2 separate regions of the Homo sapiens genome follow, and region 2 is linked to region 1. A link is a loop called in an ENCODE intact Hi-C map of the cell type or tissue named here. Cell type or tissue: B cell. All regions are shown on one strand. Each heading gives the region's core, and the rest is flanking DNA. Links, peaks and the distances in the headings are about the cores only.

Evidence for each region. Hi-C counts contacts between places; a loop is a spot of excess contacts. Peaks named below come from ENCODE experiments on the same cell type or tissue, not always from the same donor. Only the 100,000 strongest peaks of a DNase experiment are listed, where the experiment ranks them.
Region 2: a loop joins it to region 1, with 2.1 times the contacts of the local background. A loop is called at or near these places in 1 of 110 quality-filtered maps.

Annotation. Positions count from the first base shown.
Region 1 is chr3:108,134,960-108,140,345 of GRCh38, forward strand. It overlaps LINC01215 (long intergenic non-protein coding RNA 1215), which reads left to right. Exons shown (of 2, transcript NR_110030.1): 2 at 1,355-3,651. Among named protein-coding and RNA genes, the nearest start is that of LINC01215, 13 kb to the left of the region's middle. RefSeq lists an enhancer at 1,614-1,753. In B cell, for the core only: no CTCF peak of the experiment used is centred there; a DNase peak (open chromatin) is centred at 2,152; H3K4me3 peaks cover 1,217 bases; H3K27ac peaks cover 2,146 bases.
Region 2 is chr3:108,182,549-108,187,934 of GRCh38, forward strand. All of the region lies in intron 6 of IFT57 (intraflagellar transport 57), which reads right to left. Among named protein-coding and RNA genes, the nearest start is that of IFT57, 37 kb to the right of the region's middle. RefSeq lists a silencer at 751-951. In B cell, for the core only: no CTCF peak of the experiment used is centred there; no DNase peak of the experiment used is centred there; H3K27ac peaks cover 334 bases.

The DNA.
Region 1 (5,386 bases), core at 249-5,248:
GCCTCCCCTTTTTTTGGTTTAGTAAACAAATTCAGGTAGGCTCAGTCATTTGACCAATGACAAACAACTAGAATATGGAGCATGAATTTGAAGCATCAGAGTCTGTACCCTTTTCTCTGAATATTTTGGGAGATAATTGGTACAAAGTAAATAAAAATCAATATTGTCATTATTGTCTACTTAGATAACAATGCAGTGTCTTCATTCATAATGGATTGCAGTTCCCCACTCAGGAAGAGGACATTTTTTTTAAAACTACATGATACAACTGAGAGCTTGGAAGCTATCCATGCATAAGTTTTAAAACCCAGCAGCTTCATGGTTTCCTCCTTCTGTTGGCCTGGCCAGTGGACACAGTGGTCACGTTCCTGGCATGGAGATGTCATTCATGGTAGGTGTTCTTGAATTGGAGCCTAAGGCTCCAGGACTTTTGTGGGTTCCTCCAGAATCCTACATCCTTATACACTCCCACGGGGTGCCTGCCCAGGTGAGTGGCATGCTTCATGGTATCCTTTCAGACTCTATCACTCCTACTTCTCCAACCCTGACTTACAATATGACCTGGGGAAGGATTAGAATGTTGGTATATTTTAATTTGCTCCTATGCCAAATCACAGTGCTTATATTTGCAACTCTGAGAATTGATGGGGACAATACATAGATTTAGAATTCACATGTGTGAGCACCATGAAGTACTTTGAACTTCACTAAATGGGGAAAATACAAGACACTACATTTAGAAATTGTTTAGGAGCAGCAAATGGAGAGAAGCAACATTTTTGCTTTAAAAAAAAACAACATCACAACCCCTTGATTATGTGCAGCACACAATTTAACAGGTGTGTGATTTATTCATTTATTCACAGACTCATGGACCAACCATTCCATCACAGCACTATTGTCTGTGAAGCAAAACACATTTACAGCAAACTGTATCAGCTCCTCAGAGAGACTGAATTAACCCATCTAAAAATCCTTTGCTTCCGATTGAAAAAGAGGGTTAATATCATCCAAATGATGAACATAAATAAACTTTACCTCAGTAAAGTTCTTTCCATCTTTGGATTTCTGGGTCATCTCTAACCAGTGCTTGATATGAAAGGGGGAAAAATAAAACTTGTGTATTATTTTTAGTGGATAAATGGAATATAATTGTTTCTCCATGTGTATCTAGAATTATGGCCTTCTTGGGGAAAGTACTACAGCCCCTCCCTTCCCTGCTCACTCATCTCTTTTCTTGGGAGAAAGATGGTTTTTCTGATTGGTGAGACTGGGGAAAACTTGATACCCACTCTGCCAGGTTTCTTTACCTGACAAAGTTAAGTGTTCATGAGTCATTTCTCTTTTTCTCTAGGTCTCTCAGACCCAAGTGTTACCAGTGAAGGGTGTCCAGGTTCTTGGCGCTTTGAACAAAGAATTGGACAAAACTCACAAACAAAGCAAGAAAAGAAAGAAGCAACAAAAGCAGAGATGTATTGAAAATGAAAACACACTCCACAGGGTGGGAGCAGGCCGAGCAAGCAGCTCAAGGGCCCAGTTACAGAACTTTCTGGGGTTTAAATACCCTTTAGAAGTTTCCATTGGTTACTTGGTGTACACCCTATGTATATGAAGTAGTGGCCTGTGATCAGTCTGATTGGTTGGAAGGGACCAATCAGAATGCAAACGTCTGATTAGTTGTGGAAAGTGACCAATTAGAGGCTGAAGTGAAGTTACAAAGTAATACTCCCACGCAAATGAAGACTTGGCCCACAACCAACCTGATTGGTTGTGAGAGGGGACCAATCAGAGGGACTTTCAGTTTTTCACCTGCAATGCAGAAAAAGGGTGGCAGGTGAGGGGTGTTGCAAAGGGAGTAGCCTCTGGTCCTTTTGTTACTTGGGCACTTGGGCGTGGAAAGTGGGGGTTTTCCTTTTGATTTAGTTCTAGGAAGTCAGCGTGAATTGGCCTTACATTCCCTGCCTCCAGACCCTATTCTCCTGCCTCACAAGTGCTCCTAGGAGCTGTACATGCCTGTCTTTGTCCCCATGTAGTCAGCTCGTTACAGGTGGGTCCTGCTGGGTCTTTCGTTCTTGCTTCTCTGCTTCAAGATGGCTAATAAGTCCTGGTCCAGTGAGTCCCCAGTGCAGACATAGAGCAGAAGGGAAGTGGGTCCAGTTGCATTTCCTGCAGTTTAATAAAGAACCCTGTGCTCTCTGGCCCATTACCTAAAGCTGATATTGTGCTTGGAACGTGTAGTGTTATCCAATCCAGCTTTACCACTGCTAAAGCTGATACCACGCTTTGATCCTCTGCTTGCTCATTTTGCCAAGTTCTTAACTGCGTGGAACTGGAAGGTGAGGGCTGGATGATTGATTTTTCACCCTGCCCCCAAACTCCAACAACCGAAACCAAGGGTTCTTGAAGAGAGAGGGGCAGGGCAGCAACAGGGAGACTGAAACTTGGGGTGGGGGGGGGGCGGGGGGAGGGGGGCGGACGGAATGTTTTTGAAGTGTGTGTTTGCCTAAGGTGTGTGTAGAAAGGTAGCTACTTTTCAGTCTCTGCCTGCCTTTAATCCATTACAATGTCCTAATTAAAAACATTTAAAAAGCTACATTGGAAAATGATCCCTGAGGCTAGAATGCTGTTGGCACAGTGAAAAAGACGCAATCAATAAGTAAACAGGCAATGTCAGCCCGGAGAGCTTTCAGAACAACATGCCTACTCGGGGGAAAAAAAATTACAAGTCGCTTTAGCCTATTTAAATATTTTCCAAGATCTTTGTTAAATTTCAGGTAATAATATTTCTTCCTTTGAACAAGCGTTGTATGTTTGCCTTTGACTGAGAATGGCCTAGGCTAGAGACCATTTGGTATTCAACTTGTGACTATTTTAGTATGGGGCTGGACCCCAAAAATTCATGCTCAATGAAATGATTTTCACTTACTGAGATGAATTTACTTTTTGCTTCCTTCAGCAATTCATCAATCTAATGGAAGAAAGAGTAGCTATCATCATAATGAGAATAGACTTCTACGAGTATGAGTCAATGTCAATACTTTATTTAATAATGCAAATTCTATTACTATATATTTGGTCTCAATCCAAATTTGCTTTAAATTGAGTTTCCTTGCCATTGCACACTCCTATCTTTCTGAACACACACCACCCCACACACACACCATACACACTTGTTTCATTGCGCTTCATTTTATTGCACTTCTCGAAGAATGTGTTTTTTACAAATTGAAGATTTGTGGCAACTTTTCATCGAGTGAGTCTATTGGCATCATTTTTGCAAGAGCATATGCTCACTTCCTGCCTCTGTGACAGCATTTTTTAGCAATAACATATTTTTAATGAAGGTATGTACATTGTTTTTTAGACATAATGCTATTGCACACTTGACTAAAATGTAGCCTAAGTATAATTTTTATATGCCATGGGAAACTAAAAAAAGTGACTTACTTTATTGTAATATTTGCTTTATTACTTTGGTCTGGAACTGCCTCACACTATCTCTGAAGTATGCATGTATAGCTTTTCATAACACAGATATCACATTTGACCAGATCCTATTGTTACTGAACAATGTTGATGCTAACATTGATGATATCAATCACTATTACTGGAATCATTATCAACATATCAATAAATATTTTTAGAACATTTTGAAATTGTCAGCTGGGTTTTGGTTAAATACTTCTTGTCTGATATATTATATCCCAAAACAATAACAGTAGCTGAAAATACCAGAGAAGATATACTTTTTAAAGTAACATATTGTCATAACGTATAAGTATCAAAATTTCATACTGCAGCATGACTGACATAAAGAACACTTTGTTGTTGTTGTTGTTGTTTTGTTTGTTTGTTTGTTTTGAGATGGAGTCTCGCTCTGTCACCAAGGCTGGAGTGCAGTGGCACAATCTGGCTCACTGCAACCTCCACCTCTCTGGTTCAAGCAATTCCCCTGCCTCAGCCTCCAGAGTAGCTGGGATTACAGGCGCATGCCACCACGCCTGCCTAACTTTTCTGTATTTTTAGTAGAGATGGGGTTTCACCATGTTGGCCAGACTGGGCTCGAACTCCTGACCTCAGGCAATCCGCCCATTTTGGCCTCCCAAAGTGCTAGGATTACAAGTGTGAGGCACCACGCCCAGCCACAGAACACTTTTAAACCACTGAACTGATAAAGGGGCTATAAAACTCTTCTATTTCATTCTTTTTTTTTTTGAGACAGAGTCTTGCTCTGTCATCCAGGCTGGAGTGCAGGGTGGCAATCTCAGCTCACTGCAACCTCTGTATTCCAGGTTCAAGCAATACTTGTGCCTCAGCCTCCTGAGTAGCTGGGATTACAGGTGTATGCCACCAAGCTCAGCTAATTTTTGTTCTTTTAGTAGAGACGGAGGTTTTGCCATGTTGGCCAGGCTGGTCTCGAACTCCAGACCTCAAGTAATCTGCCTGCCTTGGCCTCGTAAGTGCTGGGATTTCAGGCATGAGTGACTGCACCTGGTCTATTTCATTCTTTATAAGCAGAAAACTCTAAATACTTCTAGGATAGGTGGTTCTGAGCAGTAGGCATCTATGTATTTAAGAATATTATGGAATCTTCTGGTTTCTCCAATCCTGTCCACCTATCTTCATTAGGATGTCCTGGGCGTCTCATGTGTTAGCAGTGCCGTTGACCCTTGAACAACACAGGTTTCAACTGCACTGGTCCACTTATACATGGGTTTTCTTTTGCCTCTGCTATTCCTGCTAAACAAACCCCCTCCTCTTCCGCCTACTCAACATGAAGATGATGAGAATGAAGACCTTGATGACTGATCCACTTCCACTTAATGAATAATAACTATATTTGTTGTAATTTTCTTAATAACATTCTTTTTCTAGCTTACTTCATTGTAAGAACACAGTATATAATACATATAATATACAGAATATGTGTTAACTGACTGTTAATGTTATTGGCAAGGCTTTGGGCCATCAGTGGGGTATTAGTAGTTAAGTTCTTGAGGATCAAAAGTTATACTTGGATTTTCAACTGCATGAGGGGTTGGTGCCCCTAACCTCCACATTGTTCAAGGGTCAACTGTAATTTCCCAGCTCCTGTTTCTCTGGTTTCTGACCTGCTACTGACCTGCTTCCAGCTTGGCTTTGTAGTCTCCTACTTCATATCCTCCTTTATTCCTTGAACCAGGCCTTTGACTTTGGGATCCCTTCAAGAACACTTGGCTCCTTCCCTCCTGGCTACACATACACATTGTTAGGAGGGATAAGCACCCTAGCAGGCTCTAGATGCAGCTGCTGTCCTAGTTTCTCTTGTGGGTGGATTTGGGACAGCAGGGATTCAGACCATAATGTGGTTGTTCCTCATCCTTCTTTACCTAACTATTAATCATTG
Region 2 (5,386 bases), core at 241-5,240, 48 kb after region 1:
CTGCTGTGAATCACTCAAGGCAACGCTTATACAGTTTATTTATGTTAAACCAAAATCCAATGGCTTGGAGTTGAAATTTAAAGTTTAAGGTTCTTTTTACAACTGCACTCTAAGTCAGACACTAAATGAATAGGTAAGTATTAAAAAAAGCAGTTCAGTAAGTCAAAGGTTTGAGATAATTAGAAAAACATACTGTAATACTTCCAAGGCCTTTTAAAAATAATCTCTTTATCTAAATTTCTTGTAATGAATCTGAAGATTTACATAATTATTAATACTAGAGACATTTTGGTGGAATGAAGGGGATACCTACCCAACTATCTTTTAAAACAACAAAGTAAGAAACATTTAATTATAATTTGGAAAAAATCTACTTAAGTCATTAATCAAAATTCTAATTACAATATCCACAGGGCATTAAAGCATGTTAGAACATTTTTTCATTGCATTAAATGCCTAATATTAAATCACTATAACACACAATCATTTAGTAATAAGTACTGCATAATTGAAGAAAAGGGCCTAAGTAGGGTTTAGTTGAAAACTGATTTCACACTTTCTGCTCTTCCTTATTTCTAGAGAACAAGAATAAATATTATTAATGATTATTTGGTTTCCATTGTGATTTAAAAAAAACTTGCCTTGAAAAAAAATCATGCTCTTCATGAAGAATAATAGGATTGATGACTTTAGAAGCCACTTTCCTTTGGGTCAATACATGAAGTTGAGACACTAATTGTACAAATAAACAACAGACAACAGCCAGCTCATATACAAATATATAACTCTGACCCACAATCTGCAGCAGCCAGACCGGGAAGCAAAACCACAGCCTCTGTAGCAATCAGCCCCAAACAGGGTTTAATCAATGACTGCTGGCTTCCCCACTTTTGTGTGCCACCCACTTTCAATGTAGGACCAACCAGACCAAGCCAAATATCCTCCCCTCCCTTAACCAGCCAGTCACATATTATACCCTGCTTCTAGTTTAGCCCACCTGAAGATTACCAGCCATATCTGAACATATAGTAAATCTTCCCTTTTTTCCACTAAAAATCATTTAAATTTTCCTACCTGCTTTTGAGTCTTTGCCAAACACACATGACGGTGGCTGACACCCTTGCTATACAGTAAGCTTTGAATAAATAGCCTTTGCTTGGTCTCACTTGCGTGGTCTCCATTTATTTTAACAAAGTCTAAGGTTTGCTTTTTATAGTAAAAACTCAAAAAGAATATTCTTCCTCAAGAAACAGCATTAAATATTTCTTTAGCAATTTAAAATTAATCAAAATTACAGAAAGTAAAAATTTATATGAATATGCATTCACCTTTTCTATTTCTCCAGAAATATGGAACATGGAGAATTCTTTGGCAGCTCAGCTTCAACTATTGTTATATTCAACTCAGCAACTTTCAATTGATTCATGTAAAAATTTAAAAAGTTTATATGTTACTATAAGGAATTTAAAATTTTTTAATTATGTAGGAAAGTATTATCCTTCAATAATTGTCCTAAAGTACTACTCTAGTTTAGGCATCCTCAGACAGTCAGTTTCTAAGAAATGGACTCCTGAGCCATACTCATTAGGTCATAACCGAGGCATTGCTAAAGTGGCATGAGCTAGGATTTGGCTGATTTTTACTTCCTTAGCAGAATTTCTGGCTGCATCTTTAGACACATTATTCCAACTTGAGGCAGATCTGAATTGTTCTCTGGATACATAACCACCCTAGAAGTGCAGCTGTCCCTTAAACAACACTGGTTTCAACTCCATGGGTCCACTTATATGCGGATTTTTTTCAATAAATATACAAAAAAATTTTCTAGAGATTTGCAACAATTTGAAAAAACTTGCAGATGAACCACACAGGCTAAAATATTGAAAAAATTAAGAAAAAGTTAGGTATGTTATAAACACATAAAATATACATAGATACTAGTCTATGTTATTTACTACCATAAATATACAAAAAAAACTATTATAAAAAGTTAAAGATTACCAAAATTTATGCACACAAACACAGACTGTATGTGGCACCATTTACAGTTGAGAGAAATGTAAACAAAGGTAGATATGCAGTATTAAATCATAAGTGTATAAAATTAACTGTAGTACAATCTGTACTACTATAATAATTTTGTAGCCACCTCTTATTATTGTGATGAGCTCAAGTGTTGCAAATATTGCTTAAAATGTGTGAGGTTAATCATGTCCAAGTGAGCAGTTAGTCTCTATAGTAAATTGTGTATCACAGTAAAAAGTTATTTCTTGAGGTTTTCGTGTACTTTTCATGTTTAGTGCAATATCTTCAAGTATTTTTCATGTTTAGCATAAACCCTGAATAACACCATGGGACCTATACAAATGTCACTTGCAATGCTGGAAGTGCTTCCAAGAAGTAGCGAAAAGTCCTGACATTACAATAAAGAGATGAATTGCTTGACATGTACTGTAGATTGAGGTCTGCAGCTGAGGATTCTTGTCATTTCAAGATAAATGAATCCAGCATAAGAACCATTATAAAAAAAGAAAATTCAGGAAGCCATCACTGCAGCTATGACAGCAGGCACAAAAACCTTTCGCTTTTTGCAAAATACTTTTTCTCTTATACTGAAAATGCAGCTTTTATGTGGGTGTAGGATTTCTATAAGAAAGACATACTTATAGCCTCCATTATGATTCAAGAAAAAATGAAGATATAATACGACAATTTAAAGCAAAAGGAGGGTGAAGGATCTAAAGCTGGAGAATCTGATGCCAGCAAAGGATGGTTTGATAATTTTTGAAAGAGGTTTGGCTTTAAGAAATGTCAAGATAACAGGAGACTCAGCTTCTGATGACTAAATGGCAGAAGATGAGTTCCTAGGTGCCATTAAGAATATCACTGTGGAGAAAAGATATCTGCCTAAACAGGTTTTTAATGCAGACTAAAGTGCCCTGTTATGAAAAAAAGAAAAAGTGCCACGAAGACATTTATTACTAAGAGATGTGAGCACTAGGATTTTTTTTTTTTTTTTTTTTTTTTTTGAGATGGAGTTTCGCTCGTTGCCCAGGCTGGAGTGCAATGGCGCAATCTCAGCTCATCGCAACCTCCCCCTCCTGGATTCTAGCGATTCTCCTGCCAGCACTAGGATTTAAAGCAGGAAGGGATAAGCTAATTCTACTATTTTATGCAAATATAGTTGGGTTTATGATTAGGACTGCCCTTATTTATAAACTGCTAACCCCTGAGCCTTGACAGGAAGAGATAATCACCAGCTGCCAGTCTTTTAGTTGTGCAAGAAAAGGGCCTAGACACTGAGAACCCCTTTTCTGGACTGGTTCCATCGATGCTTTATCCCTGAAGTCTGGAAGTACCTTGTTAGTAAGGGACTGCCCTTTAAAGTTTTTTGATATCGGACCATGCCCCTGGTCACCCAGAACCCCATGACTTAAACATCGAAGGCACTGAAGTGGTCTAGTTGCCCCCAAACACAACATCTCCAATTCAGCTAGTAGATTGGGGGTCATAAGGACCTTTAAGTCTTATTACACATAGTACTCTATGGAAAGAATTGTCAACACTGTGGATCCCCAAAAGAGAGAACATCATAAAAGTCTGGAAGGATTATATCAATGAAGATACCATTGTTGTTATAGAAAAAGCTGTAAAAGCCATGAAGTCTAAAACAAATTCCTGCTGAAGAAAACTGTGCCAGATGTTGTGCAGGACTTCACAGGATTTATGACAGAGACAATCAAGGAAATCATGATAGAGACTGTGGCTATGCCAAAAAAAAAAAAAAATGTTGGTGGGGATAACAGGTTTCAAAATATGGATTTTGGAGAAATTCAAGAGTTAATAAAAATACCAGAGGAATTAATAGGAGATGATTTGATGGAGATAAGTGCTTCCAAACCATGCCAAACAATGAGGAGGAAGACGAAGAAGAAGTAGTACCAGAAAACAAATTTGATACTGGACAATCTGGCAGAAGGGCTCTGATTATTCAAGACTACTTTGGACTTGTTTTATAACGTGGACCCTTCAATGAAAAATTAAACCAAATTGCGGAAGAATTGGTAATATACAGAAACGTTTTTAAAGAAATGAAAAAGCAAAAAAAGCCAGAAATTAGAATGCATTTCCATAAAGTTATACCAGTGTGCTTGCCTCTCCTGCCTCCCCTTCCTCTTCCTCCACTTCTTCTGCCTCTGCCACCCCTGAGACAGCAAGACCAACTCCTCCTCTAGTCCCTCCTCCTTCCTCAGCCTTCTTAATGGGAAGACAATGGAGATGAAGACCTTTGTGATGCTCCACTTCCACTTAATGAATAGTAAATATATTTTCTCCTCCTTATGATTCTTTTAACATTTTCTTTTATCTAGCTTATTTTATTGTAAGAATACAGAATATAATACATATAACATACAAAATATCTGTTAATTGTGTATGTTATTAGTAAGGTGTCCAGCCAACAGTAAGCTATTAGTAGGTAAGTTCTGAAGAGTCAAAAGTTAAAATGCACAGGGGTTGGCATCCCTAACCTTCATGTTGTTCAAGGGTCAACTGTAATTACCAGGAACATTATAATCAATGCCAAAAAAAATGAACCATTAATATGGTCCATTCAAATCAGCATATAACAAAAATTCTTTATCTTCAGCTGTGAAGCATATTATTTGTATTCTTGGCAACATTTACTTTCCTAATTGTATTCTGTTTAAGCTAATATTAAAATTAGTTTGCATTCTTTGAGAACTGGCAATAGTAGCAAGTGGTGCCAGACAATAGGGATAAGCTAGTTTAGCAATAAAAACCTTGTTGCAATATTATGGTGAATATACAAAATAAAATATTGTTACATGATAAGATCTCATCAAAGCACATACATTGAAATACATAAAAAGAATAGAGAAGGAGATTTACTTTCCTGTAATTTCCTGCTAGGAAGCATAAAAAGAATAAATGTGTGAGAGAAGACTGCTCTGCCTATGGAGTAGCCATGATTTTGTTTCTTTACTTCTCTAATAATTAAACTTGTTTTCATGTAAGTTAAAAAAAAAAGGGGGGGAGTGTCTGAGCCTACTATGGCTCAGAAGGGTGCCTGATTAAAAAAAAAAAGTGTGAGAGAAAAACGCAAAACACATATTTGATCCAGAGCCAAATAAATATGGGACTTATTTACTACCAAATTTAAATAACAGAGGTCCTTTACTACTTGTCTCTCTCATCTCTAAACCACTTCAAAATTAATCCAACACTGACCAGTAAAACACACTGACCCCAAAATAATACATTTCTTTTCTTTTCTTTTCTTTAAAACACACAGGTAAAATCTCTAGATGTCCTAGATAGCCTGTGTTGAGTGAAAGGTTATTATTTTGGCCAAAGGGAAAACAAA